3 separate regions of the Homo sapiens genome follow, and regions 2 and 3 are each linked to region 1. Evidence: chromatin loops called from intact Hi-C (ENCODE). Cell type or tissue: GM12878. All regions are shown on one strand. Links, peaks and the distances in the headings refer to the core of each region. The heading gives the core; the rest is flanking DNA. Region 1 has its middle 39 kb from the start of GPR137B. Region 2 overlaps RYR2 (ryanodine receptor 2). Region 3 overlaps RYR2 (ryanodine receptor 2).

Evidence for each region. A loop is a pair of places that touch in the nucleus more often than their neighbours do. Peaks named below come from ENCODE experiments on the same cell type or tissue, not always from the same donor. Only the 100,000 strongest peaks of a DNase experiment are listed, where the experiment ranks them.
Region 2: it touches region 1 in a loop (7-fold over the local background); 18 of 110 quality-filtered maps call a loop at or near these places.
Region 3: a loop joins it to region 1, with 14 times the contacts of the local background. A loop is called at or near these places in 9 of 110 quality-filtered maps.

Annotation. Positions count from the first base shown.
Region 1 is chr1:236,100,340-236,107,315 of GRCh38, reverse strand. No RefSeq gene overlaps it. Among named protein-coding and RNA genes, the nearest start is that of GPR137B, 39 kb to the left of the region's middle. In GM12878, for the core only: a CTCF peak has its summit at 3,499 (motif pointing left); no DNase peak of the experiment used is centred there.
Region 2 is chr1:237,558,778-237,565,753 of GRCh38, reverse strand. The region is part of intron 27 of RYR2 (ryanodine receptor 2); the gene reads right to left. Among named protein-coding and RNA genes, the nearest start is that of MIR4428, 91 kb to the right of the region's middle. In GM12878, for the core only: a CTCF peak has its summit at 3,335 (motif pointing right); a DNase peak (open chromatin) is centred at 3,303.
Region 3 is chr1:237,120,959-237,127,934 of GRCh38, reverse strand. The region is part of intron 1 of RYR2 (ryanodine receptor 2); the gene reads right to left. It also overlaps the pseudogene RN7SKP195. Among named protein-coding and RNA genes, the nearest start is that of RYR2, 82 kb to the right of the region's middle. In GM12878, for the core only: a CTCF peak has its summit at 2,869 (motif pointing right); no DNase peak of the experiment used is centred there.

The DNA of each region.
Region 1 (6,976 bases), core at 1,380-6,379:
AAATTAGTCGGTAGAGAGCAGAAAGCAAACGTGAGAAGATATAATTAAAGAGGCCAGATAGGGATAAAGGGCTTATTTACATCAAGAGTCTTTCAAAGAAAAGAGAAACCAAGCAGTCAGTTGAATGTTAAAAAAAAAAAAAAAAATTAGAAACAAGGCAAAGACAAATGACCATACCAGAGGAAGCAGATACATCAAAAAGTCAGAAAGATAATGAAAGATGAGAATCTCATTGTAGAGTATACAGGTTTAGATTAATTATCAAAAGCTCCGCACACACATTTGGAGAGAAAAAAGAGAATGCAAATTCAGAGAAAACTCAAAGTCCTCAGTTATTTCCTTCCCATCTCCCTCAGCCTCAGTTTCCCCATCTTATGAAACCAGATGACCTGTAAGGCTCCTTTCATATCCATATTTGTAATTCTACAAAATAAATAGCTGCATGAAGATCTTTTACTTCTCAGTTTTTATCTCCAAAATTTCGTAGCCAATTTTTGTAGAGAAAATAAAAATTACATATGAGCAAGAAAGGCTAATTAAAATAATCTTACCACCTAGAGATAGCCACTGTGAATATCTTTATGTATATTCTTCCCTATTCATATAGGCATACATAGAAATAATTTTGTATAAATTTTATTATGGCCTTTTTTTTTTTTTTTGAGATGGAGTCTCGCTCTGTCGCCCAGGCTGGAGTGCAGTAGCGCCATCTCGGGTCACTGCAGGCTCCGCCCCCCGGGTTCACGCCATTCTCCTGCCTCAGCCAAATATTGCAAGGATGTTTTCTTGTCTTGGTTTCCTTTCCACACCATTGTCTGTGACCGCTGCCAGGTATTTTAGTCTAATGAAAGTATCGGTATAATATTAGTTGCAGTGAAAATGTGTGTCCAGATTGGAAAAGATGAAGAAAGCTGAGAAAAACAACATTTTTCCTTGCATGATGCCTTCTACTTTACAAAAGACTTGTATAAAAGCTTTGTATGGGAGGCCGAGGCGGGCGGGTCACGAGGTCAGGAGATCGAGACCACGGTGAAACCCCGTCTCTACTAAAAATGCAAAAAAAATTAGCCGGGCGTGGTGGTGGGCGCCCGTAGTCCCAGCTAGCTACTCGGGAGGCTGACGCAGGAGAATGGCATGAACCCAGGAGGCGGAGCTTGCAGTGAGCCGAGATTGCGCCAGTGCACTCCACCCAGCCTGGGTGACAGAGCAAGACTCCATCTCAAAAAAAAAAAACCAAAAAAAAAAAACAACTTTGTAATCAGCCGGGTGCAGTGGCTCACACCTGTAATCCCAGCACTTTGCGAGGCCCAGGCAGGCGGATCATTTGAGGTCAGGAGTTGGAGACCAGCCTGGCCAACACGGCGAAACCCCATCTCTACTAAAACTACAAAAATTAGCTGGGTGTGGTGATGCATGCCTGTAGTCCCAGCTACTTGGGAGGCTGAGGCAGGAGAATCACTTGAACCCTGGAGACAGAGGTTGCAGTGAGCCAAGATCACGCCTCTGCATTCCAGCCTGGGCGACAGAGTGAGACTCCATCTCAAAAAAAAAAAAAAAAAAAAAAAAAGCTTTGTAATCTACAAAGTGTTTTTACATCTTCTCTTAAGACTGCCCAACTAGCAGCGTCTAGCATATGGGTAGTGTCAATAAGTGTTATTAAATAAATGGGAAATCAAACAAATATGCATTATCATATGTATCCTTATGAAACTGGGATTTGGTAGGCCTCATTCTCATAATTTTATGAATGTTTTAAAGCTGCATCTATTACCTTGATAAAATCCATTATAATTTACATAGTATCCACACAGACCGATCTCATTTAAGCCTCCCAGCCACTCTGTAACTAACTAGGGTAGATAGCATCAGTCTCATTAAAGAGAGGCAGAGGCTGAGGTGGAGATAATCAGGGTCAGATAGTCAATCAGCGGAAGAGCTTGACCTTAGACTCAAACCCATGACACTTTCAACTGCTTCCCGACTGTGACCAAATGTCCCGCCCCACCTTTATTTAAGCAGTTTGTGCTATAGTGAGGCAGAGTCACCAGCATGCAGGTAAATGTTTAAAGTTCAGCTCTGGGGGAGTGGAGGGAGCCCTGATTTGTGGAGTTCGCTGATTTCTCTGGTGTGAATACTGCCACATGGCGGATTTGAAACTACTGACACAACGTCATGGTGTCATTGTGTAGAGACGTGCACAATCAGCTCAAAGGTGCTAGCTGGCTCCAACGCATCCCTGGGTGGAATGAACTTTCTTTCCACCTGATCGTTAATTCCTGGAGGCCAGGAACCACATCTCTTTGCAGTTTTCACTGTGCTATGCACACAGACGGCAGTGCATCAGCGTTCGGGCTCAACATCAGGGTTCAGCCTGGGTTTCCCATTCTCTGGTTTCCTCACCTGCCAGCCCTCTTCCCCTGGACCTGGGGAAGTACTTGGAGACAATCCTGCCCCCTTTACCATTTCCCTTTCCTTCCTCTCCATTCATGTCCCGGTCACAGCCTGAGGCAGAGTCATGGGCCCAGTGCAAGAAGAAAGGCCATGGGAACCTTAGGATCTCGTGGGGTTTTGTTTGTTTGGCTTTTTGTTTGTTTGTTTGTTGAGACAGGGTCTTACTCTATTGCCCAGGCTGGAATGCAGTGGCATAATCACAGCTCACTGCAGCTTTGACCTCTACGGCTCAAGCACACCACTATGTCTGGCTAATTTTTTTAATTTAAAATTTTGTTCTAGAGACAAGGCCTCGCCATGTTGCCCAGGCTGTTGGATCTCATGCTTTGTGGTGTTTTTTGTTTGTTTGTTTTTGAGATGGAGGCTCGCTCTGTCGCCCAGGCTGGAGTGATCCAGCAAGCTCACTGCAAGCTCCACCTCCCGGGTTCAGGCCATTCTCCTGCCTCAGCCTCCCGAGTAGCTGGGACTACAGGCGCCTGCAACCACGCCCGGCTAATTTTTTGTATTTTTAGTAGAGACGAGGTTTCACCGTGTTAGCCAGGACGATCTCGATCTCCTGACCTCGTGATCAGCCCGCCTCGGCCTCCCAAAGTGTTGGAATTACAGGCGTGAGCCACCGCGCCAGGCCGCTTTGTGGTCTTTTAAGACCAAGCTTAGAGTCTTCTTCCTGTCCTGGAGTTCCGGCACTCACCTTCTCAAGAAGCTTGGGCAGCTGCTTCCATGGGGGCCAGTGGGAGGAAGAGAGGGAGCAGATGGGAGACGGCTCTGACCCTCAGTACCGCAGGGCCGTTGCTTCAAAACTGAACTGGCACAAAACCCATCAACTGTTTGGAAACCAGGATTCCTGGCTTCTGGTTTTACTGCCCAGGGCTACAACTCTTGGGGCTATTTTTCTTGCCAGACATCTTACTGGGATTTTCTGCTGTGGAGAGCACCTCGTGCTGGTCTGCGCTGATAAAGAAATGTCATTTTCTGGAGGGTTGGTTGATGTGCGGATCTTGAAACAACGAAGAGCGCGCAGGGAGGCGGAGAAAAGACAGACTTTGGCGCCATCTACTGGAAACTTCTGTTTCTGCATGATGTGGATGAATTGGATAAAACTGACAAAATGGAAATTGTATGTATATTCTGTTCTTTGATACATGATTGATGTCGAAAATCTCTTATAAGAAGAAATATAGAAAACATATATTTAATGAATCATGAGTTAAATTCTAACTTCTCCTCTACTAAAACTTCTATCAAATCTGCTGTCAGGCAAAAATGGTTGAATTTTCATTCTACTCCAACCCACCCTCCCTTACAAATACTGTGCTAATATTCAGCAACATAGCAAGGACTAGAGAAGGGACAACAGCCAAAACAAAGGCTGCGCAAGTCCACTGGCCTGAAAATCAAGTCCAGAGAAAAGGGAAAGTGATTCTACCTGCAAACCAACCCAGCCCCTTGTCTGAGGAGGGGGTGGACAGGTACCTCCAGCAACTTCTAAAATCAAGTGACCACAGCAAAACGGAAACAAGAAAAGATGCACCAGCTGCAGTCACCGCCGAGCCCCTGCTTAGCGGCAGCTTTGCTGGAGAGTGTCTCCCTTTTGTGGGGTGGGGCCAGAGCCTCAGACACCTGGTGTTGGGGGCAGATGCCTTCCCTCATTCCAGCTTCACCTTCGGAGGCTGATCTACAAAGGCCAAGCCCCAGGCCGCTGGGCTTCATTTCCACACCAAAGAGCAGAGTCAGCCATGCCTCAGGCTGCTTTCTCTCTGCCACGTTTAAGTTTTAGTTCATTCAAATCCATCTTCAGCAACTTAATTGCCGTACAGTATTTCAGCACACTGAAAAATAACCTTTTCTCACACCGAAAGCACTAGACCTGTTTTTTCAGTGCTGTGATTTGTTGTCTGATATCATTCAGAGCTTTTCAAAAGCTGCCGCCGCTATCATCTTGCAACGGCCTGTGAAGTGGGTGGGAAGGTGCTGCTCCTAGTGCCAAGAGGGGAAACTGAGGCCCCTAGAAGGCTGAGCGCGTCCCGTCACCGCGCACGGCCCCTCCAGTGCCTCAGCCAGGTTCTCAGCCTCTCTGTGATGACTTGCAGACCAGGGAGGTTGACCTCATGTGGAGTTCCGGGTGGGGCCACCCTCACCAAAGCCTGCAGGGAGCTGCTGTCCCACCCACCCACCCCAGGCTGCCGGGGCAGGTGTTTCTGGGGCTGAAAGCAGAAATGTAGGGGAGAGAAAACACCCCCAAGGACTCTGTGGAGAACACTGAGCTGGGGGGTGGGTTGATACGAGTTCACCAGTTATATACATTTTAAACAGAGACGGGGCTTCGCTATGTTGACCAGGCTGGTCTCGAACTCCTGGGCTTAAGGAATCCTCGTATCTTGGCCTCCCAAAGTGCTGGGATTACAGGTGTGAGCCACCGTGCCCAGCCTTCACCAGCTATTTGTTGAGCACCTACTGTGTGCTGGTGGCTTCGGGAAGACAACGACAGACCGGACGCTGTGTTGTCCTCAGGAGACGTCCAGTTAGAAGGAGCAGAGACAATGGTACAAATAACTACCATGCAAGCAGGAAATGGCCACTGTGCAAGATGGGCTGTGCTAGAAGACCTCAGAGCAGGAGCGGCCCTTCCACAGGCGGGAGGGACAGGGGAGTGCTTGGGGGGCCTTTAATGGGCCTCCGAATGGGAGAGTAGGTGTGAAAATGGTTTGGGATCAGATAAATTCTGTGCCCACACACTCATGCACACTCATGCACACTCACACTCCCCACACTCACCCACGCATACACATACACCCACATAACACACATGCACAGCCACATTCACACACACAACACCCACATAACACTCTCACACACACTCAGACCCCACACACACACTCACATAGCACTCACACACACCACACACTCATGGACACTCACACTGACACAACACTCACCACACTCACCCACGCATACACATACACCCACATAACACTCACCCACATGCACATCCACATTCACGCACACAACACCCACAAACACCCACATAACACTCACACATACACTCACACCACACACACACCCACGTAACACTCACCCACATGCACATCCACATTCACACACGCAACACCCACAGACACCCACATAACACTCTCACACAAACACACTCACACCACACACATAGCACTCACACACTCATGCACACTCACACCCACATAACACAACACTCACCCACACTCACCCACGCGTACACATACTCACCCCCACATAACACTCACCCACATACACGGCCACCTTCACACATACAACACCCACAAACACACCTACATAACACACAAACACACACACCACACACTCACATAGCACTCACACACTCACACCCACACAACACTCCCATGTACCCACATGACACTCTGACACATATACTCACACACACCCACAGAATTACATTTACATACACATGCACACACGTACACATACACACAACACCCACACACACACATGCATACAAAGACACCATGTACACACACACATGCATACAGAGACACCCACATGACACTCAAATTCACACACACACATTCATGCACTCACCCACCTCCACATTCACACACACACTCATACTCACACTTGCACATACAGGAACAGAGGCACATCCTGAATCCCCCTCCACACCTCAGGCTTCCCAGGGCGGCCTCAGGGGCCCGGTCTCTAGCCCAAATGCCAGAAGGTGTTACTGGTGAGATCCGCTGAAGAGCAGGCCACGTGTGTACTGATGATGCTGAGACTGGCGAAGGTTTTCTCTGAAGCAAGATGAAAGAGGAGCGTTCCTTCCCACCTTGCCATCTTCTAGACTTGATTTCAGCCTTGCCGGGCCCAGGGCTGTGGGAAGCGCGGGGCCGCGCGGTGTCGCTGGCTTGGGCCAATGTGGCTGCTTTGCCAGGTTTCTAGAACCAAAAATGTTGGGGTGAATTACGGGCCTGGGAGCTACTTCTGTGTTTTCTGGGGACTCCCAGCCCTCCCAGAGGTGGGACGGTGGTCACCAAAATTGTTCAGTGGTGGAGTGTTTTGGGTTTTGTTTTGTTTTTAGGGTGTGTGGCGGTCAAAGATGGAGCAGAGTGGTGCAAAAGGCTCAAGCTCTGGAATCAAACAGATCCCAGTCTCAGTCCAGCTCTCCACCAGCTCTGCCCCCTCGAGCCAGCTCTCTGCACCCCACTTCCTCATCCATAAAATGCTGTTGATAATAGTACCTGCCTCATGTAGTAGGTGTATCAAAGGAAACTGCTGGGGATTCGTATGCTGTCTAGCACACTGGATGTACTCAATGCATATGAGCAATACTATTACTATCGTTAGGCACGAGGGAAAGAGGGAAGGAAGTCGAAGAAGACTCGGGTTTTAGACAGAGCGAGTCGGGGAAAGGTGGTGTCTTGGGCTGGATGAGGAACCCAGGCGTGCAAGTGCATTTGGGAAACCTGTGAATTCCAGTTTTGGAAGTGCTGAATTTAGGATGCCTGGGGGACATGGATGGAAGCGGCCACTGCATGTT
Region 2 (6,976 bases), core at 961-5,960, 1.5 Mb before region 1:
AGTGTTCATTGAATTGATATCTCAAAGAAGGTGGTCACCCAGCTAACATCTGAGTTAGATGCAGAGGAGGAAATTTCAGACTTGACCAACATCGCACAACTAAAAATGGTGGAACTTGGGAGCTGCTTCATGTTATAGCCCCTCTTCTTCCTACTTTGCCTCCAATAGCTCGCACAGAGTTACTAGTTACTGGTTAAATGCTAGTTTTCAGCCAGGTGTGGTGGCTCACAGCTGTAGTCTCAACACTTTGGAAGGCCAAGGCGGGAGGATCGCGCCCGGGCAACATAGTGGTACCCTGTCTCTACAAAGAGTTTAAAAATTCAGCCAGACATGGTAGTGCATGCCTGTAAGTCCAAGCTTCTCAAGAGGCTGATACAGAAGGATCACTTGAGCCTAGAAGGTCGAGGTTGCAGTGAGCTATGGTCGTTCTACTGCATTCCAGCCTGGGTGATAGAGTGAGATCCTGTCTCAAAACAAAACAAACAAACAAAGAGAAAGAAAGAGAGAGAGAGAAAGAAAGAAAGACAAAAGAAAGAAAGAAAGAAAGAAAGAAAGAAAGAAAGAAAGAAAGAAAGAAAGAAAGAAAGAAAGAAAGAGAAAGAAAGAAAGAAAAAGAAAGAAAGAAAGAAAGAAAGAAAAAGAAAGAAAGAAAAGAAAAGAGAAGAAGGAAGTTCCTATTTGTTTCTCCTTAAGATTTGGGAAAGACTTTATGCATAATAAAAATTTAATAACAGTTCAATCAATGACTTGGTATGATCAAATTAGAACTATAAAAATAATCTATATAAGCACTAAAGGTTGCCAATAAACATACAGCTAGGTCATATGTAACAATTTAAAATGAGATGAAGTAAAGCAGTGGAGACACCATGGCTGTAGCATGAGATGGCTCCCTATCACATGGGCTTAATTAATGAAACGATCAATAACTGCTTTTTTGATAATGGTGGTAGTGCTTACTGAATGTAGAACTAACTGAATCTGCTGGCTAACCCTTCAGAAACTAGCTTAAGTCTCTGAATCAGAGAAACATTTCTATGGTTAAGGGTAAATTCTCATGCCTATTACTTGGTAAGTAAATATATTTTGAAAAATAGGATCGTAAACGTTGTTTTGAGAGAAAAAAATTCTATCAGATTTTATGATATTTAAAGGTAGTTTGTGCTATTAAGAAACTAGTTCTTGGCGGGTCGCGGTGGCTCACACCTGTTATCCCAACACTGTGGGAGGCTGAGGCAGGCAAATCACTTGAGGTCAGGAATTCGAGACCAGTCTGGCCAACATGGTGAAATCCCATCTCTACAAAAAATACAAAAATCATCAGGGCCTGGTGGCATATGCCTGTAATCCCAGCTACTTGGGAGGCTGAGCAGGAGAACTGCTTGAGCCCGGGAAGCAGAGGATGCAGTGAGCCGATACCATGCCACTACACTCTAGCCTGGGCAACAGAGCAAGACTCTGTGTTTAAAAAAAGAAAGAAAGAAAGAAACTCGTTCTCAGTGCTGCAATACTAAACAAACAGGAAAGTCAAATTTTTACTCAGAGTTAGTATTTCCTCAAAAAACAGATTACCGATAAATTGTTTCCTTAAAACATGCCTGTAATCTTCCCTAAATGAATCTAAGAGATAAATATGAGCTATAAATTACACAAAAATTTGGAGATTATTTTCAGGGAAGAAAAAATGATCAGGTAGTTATCCTTATTTTTAATTATGTTGATATTTGCAAATAAAATATTACATTACATTCTAGTATGCATTAATAGATGTAACTCCTAATTTTCTAAATATAGAATTAGTATATACTATAGTCATTATATACCATGAAAACTATACTACAGTTTTTTTGGAAAACTAAACTACTGAAAAATACCAGGTTCTCTTTTCTGTGTTTGGTTTCTAATATATCAAGACTTCACAAATATGTATAGTGCACTCAAGTAATGCAAACTAATTTTAATATTAGCACAAATCAAATATTTTAGAAGGCAAATTCGGTATAAAAATGTAATAATTTCCCCAAAAGCCCCCTACACAATTCTCTTGGAATTAAAACATACCACTAATCCCCTTTATTACTATAGGGAATGAAAATAGGGGGTACTACATGGAGAATATATTGCAGTAGAAACAATGCAGAGTTTCTGAGTCCTAATATTCTTCTTCCTGGCCCTAATGCTATGCTATTCTTATGCTCATTGATGATACTTAACCTGAATTTGAAACAAACATGTGGTTCACAGATACTATCATGCAAGGGACTTCACAAAAAAAAAAGGACTCTTCTTTTTCTTTTTTAATCTCTGTGGATTTTCCTATTTGTTTGTGTTTTTTTTTTTTTGAGATGGAGTTTTGCTCTTGTTGCCCAGGCTGGAGTGCGATGGCACCATCTCAGCTCATTGCAACTTCCGCCTCCTGGGTTCAAGCAATTCCCCTGCCTCGGCTTCCTGAGTAGCTGGGGTTACAGGCATGTGCCACCATCCAAGCCCAGCTAATTTTTTTGTATTTTCAGTAGAGACGGGGTTTCACCATTGTCACGCTGGTCTCGAACTTCGAGCCTCAGGTGATCCACCAGCCTCAGCCTCCCAAAGTGCTGGGATTACAGGTGTGAGCCACTGTGCCCTGCCCCATAGTATATATTTATTAAGTTAGTTTAGGGTAGTTTGCAACTACGTTTTAAAGAAGCAACAGTTCAACATTATACCTCTTGCTAAAATACTAATACAAAGTGAAATCTGGGTTTGTAGGAGTTTTTTAAAAAGATCCAAGCAATCCGTAACAAACTTATTTTGCATACCTTGTAGTATCAAGCACCTGAGCCACAAAGTAAGTGCTCCATATATACCTGCCAAACTGTATCTAGAAACGAAGACTCTTCCGGGCTCCGGATATAGCAGCCCAGACAAATAGCTAATGGGTAGCATCCTGTCAAAGGCACAGAACTCTCCCCCGAACATCCTTATGCTTTGCTCGATTTTAAACACGATATATTTATGTGTTTGATAGGCAATTATAACTCATGTAAGTATGTTATATAAGTGATTTTTATACTGTTATAATGAATATAATAATAATGGACATTTAAAAATGAATAGTTGGGAGACATATTCCTGTCATACATTATCAAGTCTGTTGGTATTCAAAGCAGAAACAATTCAGGAATTATATTATTAATGAACTACCTCAAGATTAAGGCCAAGGACTGAGCAAAGACTGTGCTCCCCGTACCTCCCAGGCATGACACACCACCAATCACCTAACTAGGGCCTAAAAAGGCCTAAAGTAACCATACACTCTGCTCTCCAAACAATATAGCTAAGAAAATATATGCCACTAGAGGGCAGTCAAGATCTAACTATACATTAAAATCTTAAGTTACAAGAAGCTATAAGGAAAAGCTAAAATTTTATACATATCTAGAATCTTTTAGGTCTAATGATAATACTTTTTAAAATTATTGGTATTAATCAGCCATCCTTTCAACCTTCTGGTATTATTTTGGATAAAACAATTCAAATCTTGATTAAACCTTGTAGTAAATAAGAATAAATTCCATTTTCAAATGCTTTAAAATATTATTGACAACAGTACTCCAAAGATACTACAACTCAAATACAGAGTTCATGTTTTATCTGGAATATGTAAGCATTCTCCTAAGAGAAAATAAATTATAATTCTGATTAATTACATAAGGCTTGATTCAATTTTATTAAACTTTTTATGCCCTTGACTTTTTTTTAAATGTCAGCAACAGCAGTATAGACTATTATAAATGAATGTTTTGAATCTCCTCTTAGTGATAATCAGACTGATTTTGCTTTATGCTATAAAATCTCTCAACATCTATCTTTTAATTTTTATTCCCACCATCCTTGTTCAAAAAAACAATTTTTCTAAAGCCTCCCAACTGGTCTACCTCCAAGCACTGCCCCCTCCAATCTGTCCCTTCCCACTGTTGCCGTAGTTATATTGCTATTGTAAACTGTGATCACACATCAAGCTCTTGCTTTAAAACTTCCTGGGGCTGGTACTCCTTATACAAATTTATCCACATTTCTTAGCTGAGTTTGCAAGATATTCCATATTTTGCCCTAATCTTTCTACCTTCATCTATGTCTGTTCTCTCTGCCCATCTGTACCCTATATTTTATCCTAAGTGGACCATCTACCCTTCCTCAACTCTTTCTACACTTAATCACATCAGATGTACTTTCTTTCTAGTAGCGATGGCCTTTCTGACACTAATCTCTACTTGTTGAAATTTTGATCCTTTCAACATCTAATTCTGAAGACATTTTCTCCCTTTACTGATTCCTGATCCTTTCAACATCTAACTCTGAAGATATTTCTCCCTTTACTGATTCCTCCCATTGGAAAATTAATCTTTCTTCTTATGTCTTTTCCATACAGATCACTTGCATCCCTACTATGAAGCATGCTGTTATATCCTGGCACATAGTAAACACTAAACATAATCTCAGCTTCTACTGTAGAATATGCCACTCTATTCTCATTGCTCACTGTTCACATAACTTCGGTAAAATCAAACCTTGTCAAACAACTGTCAGTGGCTCTATCTCTAAATTCTTAAAATACAGAGATTGTGTGATCACCATTTTTTCTCCCTGTTTTCTCATTTTCTTATACACTCACTCTTCAAACTCATTAGATTCCTTCATTCTTCCCTTCCCTATATAACTTTCCATACTTTCTTGCCCTTATTAGCTTTTCCCCTACTTGCTCTCTTAACCCCAATTACTGTCCAATTTCACTACCTTCACTCTCAACATCTATACCTGCTCTGCTGAGTTCGCCAGAAAACACATGCACCGAACAGATTGGCACCACTAACTCAGAGTCTCTAACCTCAACGGGACCATCAATGTTTCTCCACAATGTTTTTATCTGTTTGCAGTCTGCTCTCTGTTCCATCCCACAAAACAGCAATTTTTAATCTTTATTGCTGAGTGACATCAGTAGAAATGGTAGAGAAAGAATCTCCAAAAATCCTCTTCTCCACAGAATTAATGAGAACACTGGCAAAAAACTATGCAAATGAAATTTTTCATAGCTCTGGAAATTAACTAAAGGCTGGCAAAAGCCAGGGAGTGTTTATTTGATAAAAATGTCCAAATGTTGGTAAGAACAGCAAACTAGTGATGTTTTAATTTGCTCCTGCTGCATCACCCTCTCTCTAATTCCACAGCATATTGAAAACCAAAGGACCCTCAATCATAGTGAAAATCAGCCACCCATAAGCCCTTGTAGTGGGCAGAACAGAGCTGGAGTTCCTCCAAAGCCCAGTTCCCAGATAACTGTCATTATGTTCCCTTTTCTGGAAAATTCCATCGGTAAGACTTGTCTTTATTCCACTTGACTTAGAGCTTGCCCAGTGCAAATAGTTGTTTCTCCAAGGACATTTGTTGAAAATCATCTGAGGCAATTTGTTAGCCTTGCAGCTTTGTGAGGCAGCAATAACAGCTGAGGCAAACAGCAACTGACCAAAAAGTTTGAAAGGAAAAGCTGGGGAGTGAAATATCCATAGTGGGATGTGAGAAGCTCCAACATATTCCTGGGACTCTAGAAGGCCATGCTCATGCCCAGGGCTGTGCATGTATTCAGGAAAAACCTGAGAAAGCTTACACCTCTGAAAGACCTTGAGGCTCTGCACATGCAGTAAGAGAAGGCTAATGTGAAATTATAAATTGCCTGGTTGAGTGTTGAAGGCATGTGCCAATATGCTCACATTACATTGCCTCTCCTTTGGTAAAGACTGGGAGACTTATCAGTCCTAGGCATTTAAAGAAGTCTCTGTCCTACCATCAGCTGACCATGAAGCTAATGAAACTGAGACTTCAGTGGCCACACATGACAGGCAACACAGTCTCTACTAAACTAGTTTAGAAAAATTACCAAGAAAGCAAACAACAATGACAATAAGCACAACAACAAAATCTGAAATAGGGGCGAATACAGAGTTACCAAATTACATTACTTTAAATGTTCAATTTTTCACAAAAATTGTGAGACATGCAAAAAGACAAGACAGTATGTCCCATACATAAAGGGGTAAAAAGCAGTCAATAGAAATTATTCCTCAGGAGGCCGAGATGTTGGGCTTATTAGACAAAGACTTTAAGTTAGGTATTTTAAATCTGTTCAAAGAACTAAATAAAACCATGTGTAATGAACTAAATAAAAGTATGAGGCTGGGCACAGCGTCTCATGCCTGTAATCCTAGCACTTTGGGAGGCCGAGGCAGGTGGATCACCTGAGGTCAGGAGTTCGAGACCAGCCTGATCAACACAGTGAAACCCCATATCTACTAAAAATACAAAATTAGCCAGGCATGGTGGTGGTCCAACTCTGTTCTGCCCACTCCAGCGGCTTGTGGGTGGCTGATTTTCACTATGATTGAGGGGCCGTTGGTTTTCAATATGCCATAGAATTAGAGAGAGGGTGATGGGGCAGGAGCAAGTTAAAACATCACTAGTTGCTGTTCTTAGCAACATTTGGACATTTTAATCAAATAAACACTCCCTGGATTTTGGCCAGCCTTTAGTTAATTTCCAGAACTATGAAAAATTTGATTTGCATAATTTTTTGCCAGTATTCTTATTATCCCAGCTACTTGGGAGGCTGAGGCAGGACAGTCACTTGAACCTGGGAGGTGAAGGTTGCAGTGAGCCGAGATCACGCCATTGCACTCCAGCCTGGGCAACAAGAGCAAAACTCCATCTCAAAAAAAAAAAAAAGTACAAAAATGATGCTTCACCAAATAGTGAATATCAATAAAGAGGTAAATTATAAAAAAGAATAAAAATTTCTGGAGTTGATAAGCACAGTACCTGAAATTAAACATACATCAGAGGGCTCAACAACAGATTTGCACTGACAAGAATCAATGAACTTGAAGATAAGTCCGTTAGTCAAGTATGAAAAACTGAAGAAGAAATGAAGAAAGACAAGCAGAGC
Region 3 (6,976 bases), core at 961-5,960, 1.0 Mb before region 1:
GGGATGTGAGGAGCCCCTCTGCCTGGCTGCCCAGTCTGGAAAGTGAGGAGCGTCTCCGCCCGGCCGCCATCCCACCTAGGAAGTGAGGAGCACCTCTGCCCAGCCGCCATCCTATCTAGGAAGTGAGGAGCGTCTCTGCCCGGCCGCCCATTGTCTGGGATGTGAGGAGCGCCTCTGCCCCGCCGCCCCGTCTGGGATGTGAGGAGCACCTCTGCCCGGCCGCGACCCCGTCTGGGAGGTGAGGAGCATCTCTGCCCGGCCGCCCCGTCTGAGAAGTGAGGAGACCCTCCGCCCGGCAGCCGCCCCGTCTGGGAAGTGAGGAGCGTCTCCGCCCGGCAGCCACCCCGTCCGGGAGGGAGGTGGGGGGGGTCAGCCCCCCGCCAGGCCAGCCGCCCCGTCCGGGAGGGAGGTGGGGGCATCAGCCCCCCGCCCGGCCAGCCGCCCCGTCCGGGAAGGAGGTGGGGGGGTCAGCCCCCTGCCCGGCCAGCCGCCCCCTTCTGGGAGGGAGGTGGGGGGGTCAGCCCCCCGCCCGGCCAGCCGCCCCGTCCGGGAGGTGAGGGGCGCCTCTGCCCAGCCGCCCCTACTGGGAAGTGAGGAGCCCCTCTGCCCGGCCACCACCCTGTCTGGGAGGTGTACCCAACAGCTCATTGAGAACGGGCCAGGATGACAATGGCGGCTTTGTGGAATAGAAAGGCGGGAAAGGTGGGGAAAAGATTGAGAAATCGGATGGTTGCCCTGTCTGTGTAGAAAGAAGTAGACATGGGAGACTTTTCATTTTGTTCTGTACTAAGAAAAATTCTTCTGCCTTGGGATCCTGTTGATCTGTGACCTTACCCCCAACCCTGTGCTCTCTGAAACATGTGCTGTGTCCACTCAGGGTTAAATGGATTAAGGGCGGTGCAAGATGTGCTTTGTTAAGCAGATGCTTGAAGGCAGCATGCTCGTTAAGAGTCATCACCACTCCCTAATCTCAAGTACCCAGGGACACAAACACTGCGGAAGGCCACAGGGTCCTCTGCCTAGGAAAACCAGAGACCTTTGTTCACTTGTTTATCTGCTGACCTTCCCTCCACTATTGTCCTATGACCCTGCCAAATCCCCCTCTGTGAGAAACACCCAAGAATTATCAATAAAAAATAAATTTAAAAAAATAAATAAATAAAAAAAATAAAATAAAAATTCTTTCCATAAGTCTTTACACAGGTACATGTTCAGATCCTTCAAGGAGCTGACTCCAAGACAGAATTAGAACTGCCAGTGGTTTTCTGGGAGAAATACCTAGGAAGGATGAAGGGAAAAAGGAGGAGTAGGCATAGACAACCTTCAGACCCAGATGGAGGTCTGACACCTGTGGAAGAAAGAGGGAAGGAAGGAGGATTATGGAGAAGGAGCCTCAGACTGCAGTGGAGCTCTGAGAAAGCCTTGGCCAGGCTGATGGGGTAGGAGGGAGGGAGATAAAAGGTTGCCCATCAGAAGAGTCCCAAGAGGGGCATGGAGGGCTCAGCTCCAGCTCCCCTCACCATGCCCAGTCATCAGCTGGGGGCAGCCCCAGTAGACGGTAGGTTTGGCATGACCTCCATAGCTGAAGACTGTCACCAATTACTCTCATAGCAAGTTCCCTGGAAGGACAGCTGAGTGGCACACCTCCATGGCCACCACAGGGTTTTCTGCCAACTATTCAATTTTTTTTTTTTTTTTGAGACAGAGTCTTACTCTGTGGCCAAGGCTGGAGTACAGTGGCATGATCTCGGCTCACTGCAACCTCTGCCTCCCTGGTTCAAGCGATTCTCCTGCGTCAGCCTCCCGAGTAGCTGGGATTACAGGCGCCCGCCACCATGCCTGGCTAATTCTTGTATTTTTAGTAGAGACAGGGTTTTGCCATGTTGGCCAGGGTGGTCTCAAACTCCTGACCTCAGGTGATCCGCCCGCCTCGGCCTCCCAAAGTGTTGGGATTATAGGCGTGAGCCACTGTGCCCGGCCTCAGTTTTGTACATTAGAGATAGTGGCACTTTAAAAACGGATATTTTCATTTATTAAGTAACAAAGGTCTCTTCTTGCCACATGTCTTTGCCAACACTTACTCAGTTTTGTACATTACAGAAAGTGACATTTTGAAAATGGATATTTTCATTTATAAGTAACAAGGTCTCTTCCTGCCCATGCTTAAATAAAACCAAAATAGGCACGAAAGGAAAAAGTAATACTTATTTTATGATACATGTTTGTTTTTTACAAAGAACTTTAATTTGAAAAACTGTCTACACTGATTTTTTCATTCAGTTTAATATTTAGAACGCATTTGAGGAACTTAGCACAAAAACAATGACGTTAATATTTTTATGTAATTCCTTAAACTTTCTGGTTTTGGTCTTCAATTAAATTTTCATCTCTCCAAAATGAAGGCATCCTTATAATAGTAAAGTATGTTAAAGCGTTTACTCAACTACTGCAATTTCAGTGTTAAAAGAATGAAGCAGTAAGGATCTATAAGTCTGCTTTTTTTTTTTTTTTAGCAAAACAGCTTTTGTTAAGTCATCCCTTTGCTTAGTTCTTTCCCCTCTGTGGATGAGAGTCACAGGCAGCACACCAAACTCACACGGCTCAGCAGATCTGAATCCCTAACAAAATCAGAACTGCCAAAGGACTCCCTATAAACCCTCCCAACCCACCGAACCTCCGAGGCCTGGGCGTGGCGACCTTAAAAATACCTTCTCCACAGTGACCAAGTAAGCACAGTGCAACTAAGATATCCACCAGTTTCGTATCTTACAGATACTTCTCGGCTCTTTATTCAAAACTCATTGTTACCCTCTTTCTGGCAACCACCAAGCATTTCTATCTGCAAAATGCACGTGTTAACTCTGCAGCCAGTAGAGGGAGACATTACTGCCTATGAATTAGTTTCTACCAGTTTTCGCTCAGTCTCAGCCTTCAAAACGGCTGGTGGTCTCAAAGTTGAAAATCTCCAGGTTGCAGATTCCTTTATTTCTCTTTTAAAAACTCACCTGCTGCATGAATAGCAGTCATTGTCATAAGTCAACATATGTGTGATTCCCAAAATTAGAACCATCAGAAAGTAGAATTGGCTTGCCAGGGGGAAAAGGTGGGGAGATGGGATGGGGGTGGTCAGGCACAGCAATGCCCCCCGCGCCCCCCACCAAAAAAAAGGGCCCACATCATAATTTCTAGACCCTGTGAATGTTACCTTCCCTGTCAAGGGAGGGTTAAGGTTGCAGATAGAAGAAGCAGAAGACTTGTGGGTCAGCGTGATAGGATGTGAGAAAGACTCTACTAGCCATTGCTGGTCTTGAAGATGGAATGGCATGACCTCCATAGCTGGCCCCGGAATGCTAACAACCTCTAGGAACTGAAAAAGGCATGAAAACGGATTCTCTCCTAGAACCTTCAGAAAGAAATGTAGTTCTGCCAACACCTTGATTTTAGCCCACTGAGACCCTTTACAGACCTCTCAACTACAAAACTGTAAGATAATGTATTTGTGTTGCTTTCAGCCATGAAATATGTGTTAATGTATTATAGCAACAATAAAAAACTAACACAGTGGGCTCTCTGTTTCTGAAGGTAATCAAGCAGATACCGAATGGTCAACTGTGAAACTACTACAGAAGGGACCCCCGCACTCGGTGAGATGTTAGAATAGATGACCTCTACATGTCCTTCCTACACTAAGAGTCTATAAGCAACAATTCTTTTCCCTAATTCCTGGACATGTGATGGCTGACAGGCTTTGGGCAAATCATTGCAAAATGATCCATAAGCCAATGGCAAGATGCCAGCTTTTTTCATAATTATGACACTCACCGTAACCCTGTTCTCCAGCTATAAAATAGAAACTCTATCTCAAAGTATTTCACTTGACATCATTTAAAATGATGTAATATGAGATGATAACATAAAACAGTTTCTCCTTGGAAGAAAAGAGACAGCTATAGCATTAAACGTGTATTCAGTCTCTGCCAGAGCATTGCTTTAAAAATAGTGACTGTTGGGAGGCCGAGGCGGGTGGATCATGAGGTCAGGAGATCGAGACCATCCTGGCTAACAAGGTGAAACCCCGTCTCTACTAAAAATACAAAAAATTAGCCGGGCGCGGTGGCGGGCACCTGTAGTCCCAGCTACTCGGGAGGCTGAGGCAGGAGAATGGCGTGAACCCGGGAAGCGGAGCTTGCAGTGAGCCGAGATTGCACCACTGCAGTCCGCAGTCCGGCCTGGGCGACAGAGCGAGACTCCGTCTCAAAAAAAAAAAAAAAAAAAAAAAAAAAATAGTGACTGATAGGATCAAAGGAGAAAGTCTTCATCACTTTTTTGTTGTTATTTTTGTTGTTAAGAGAGAGGGCCCCACTCTGTCACCCAGATTTGAGCGCAGTGGCACAGTCGTAGCTCACTGTAACCTTGAACTCCTAGGCTCAAGTGATCCTCGCACCCCAGCCTCCTAGTAGCTGGGACTACAGACACGCACCACCACATCTAGCTAATTTTCCTATTTTTTTGTAGAGACTAGGTCTTGCTATGTTGCCTGAGCTGGTCTCAAACTCCTAGGCTCAAGTAATCCTCCAGCCTTGGCCTCCCAAAGTGCTGGGATTACAGGTATGAGCCACAGCACTCAGCTCTCATCAGTATTTTTAAATAAAAATAGGATAGAAGCAAATAAAGCAGAATAAATGAGAAAGCATCTTAGGGTAAGTATTGTTTCCTGAGTTTTTTGTTGCAGTTCTGTGTGGAGTATATGATATGTGCATACCCTGGAACACTATGAAAAATGTGGTTCTCACTATGGGCATCATCTCAAAAATTATAAAAGCCACTGTACTAGCAAGGACAGGAGCACATGGTTTAATACAAAACACACGCACACAAATTGCAAGACAGTGTTTAGCAGTTGCATAATACACAATCCACCCCTATAGCCTTTACATTTGCTAACTATATAACTTCAAGAAGATATACATGTCTTTTCATCTCAGAGTCCATGAAAATTTTATTGTAGCCCTTATATACATAAGGTTTTTAATTAAATAAATTTTTCTCAGAGAAAACATGTTAACCTTCAAGGAAATTATTTGAAAAGGTGGTGACACATTTACAAATAGCTTAAGTGTGTCTGCCATCACAAAAAGTAGTACCCTGGAGTACCTAACTAAAAGGAAGTTAGTTAACTGCTTCTCTTATCTTTTACTTAGGATCATAGAGTTTAAGTTTTGTTTGTTTGTTTGTTTGTTTGTTTGTTTGTTTTTGAGACGGTCTTGCTCTGTTGCCCAGGCTGGAGTGCAGTGGCGCGATCTCAGCTCACTGCAATCTCCACCTCCTAGGTTCAAGCGATTCTTGTGCCTCAGCCTCCCAAGTAGCTGGGATTACAGGCGTAGGCCACCACGCCTGGCTGATTGTTCTATTTTTAGTAGAAACGGGGTTTCACCATGTTGGCCAGGCTGGTCTCAAACTCCTGGCCTCAAGTGATCCCCCCGCCTCGACCTCCCAAGGTGCTGGGATTACAGGCATGAGCCACCATGGCTGGCCAGAGTTTGCTAAGTCTTTATTCATCCCATGTAAGCCATCATTTTTCTGCATGTTCCCTTTTAACACTCATCTTTTGCAAAGGAAACATTGTACTTCTGTTAAGTCTGTCCTTACTGAGGAACCCTCTTTTCACTTCAAATCAGCAAGCGGTCGATGTGGAGGGACTTCACCACTGATGTGGCGCATCCCGGTGGGTTGCTTCCCTCTTAACTGGATCATTCCCCTCGGCATCCCCGGCCTCCAACCGCAACCCCAATGTTCTGCTAACTAACATTTAAGTAACTCTACATTTTCCACAAATTTTATAAGCCTATTATCTATGGTCCTTATTCAGGACACTGATAAAAAATGTTGAGCCCAAAACAGGTAAGGCAGGTGTTCCTCAAGGGTGACCTCTACTCTCAAATCACCAACCAGTATTTTCAGGAATCAGCCACTGAGCTAATTGTGTCTCCACATCAATGAACCATCATCCATTGTCTGTTTTCCTGCATTTCACACTTAATTTCCATAAGGATACTAAGAGAGACTTTATCAAATACACCACATCTAAATTTTTATATCCCATATCTACAACATTCCACTAATGCTTCTAGCATAGTGATGCTATTTACAAACCCACGAGGTCACCCGCCATGCCTGCCCCAAGGAACCCATGGTGGCCTCCGTTTCTCACAGAACATATACTTGACTATCAGTCTAGGGTGTCACCTGGGACTGAGATCAGAAACACCAATCTACAGCTACTAGAATTCGGATCTCTGCCTCTATTACATCTCCCTCTTTCTCTACAGCTCCTCAATGGCTAATGACAATGGTCCAGCAATGTCTTCTAATAATTTGGGGAAAATCCTAGGAAATGATTAATCTGGATCAGGAAACCAACTGATTTGGAGTTTACCGTTTCCTAACTTTTCTTGGAAATTATCTTAAAATTCTCTTGCAAATACATTTTTACTGTAAACAGCTTTCTCCTCGATCAAGAAAACAGGAGGTAAAAGGAGTTGAGTGCTCTCTCTTTTTATCTGAATGGAAGAATTTTTTGGAAAGTGCCAGCCACCGTGCTTGGCACTAAGCTGGTAGTCAAAAACACTTGCTTTCTTCCTTTCCCCGTTTCATCAGAAGCCTAAGTAAGGCTTTTTCATTTTTCTCCTTGACCTAAATGTAACTTTAAAAACATGGTGTATGCCGATTTGTCTGCATTTTGCAAACTGCATAAGCCTCACCTCCTTGGATAGTTATCATTTCTGTTGCCACCCTTTCCAGTCAGCACCATACCTTCTAAACACCACCTGAAACCACCTACAGTGGTCTCACTAACTAAAGATGTACACACACACACATGTGCACACACACACACACACACACAGCATTTTAAACCTGTAGTTGGGGGTTCCAGCAGAAGAAGGAAGTTCCTCCCATTTCTTTTCCTGGAGAGCTG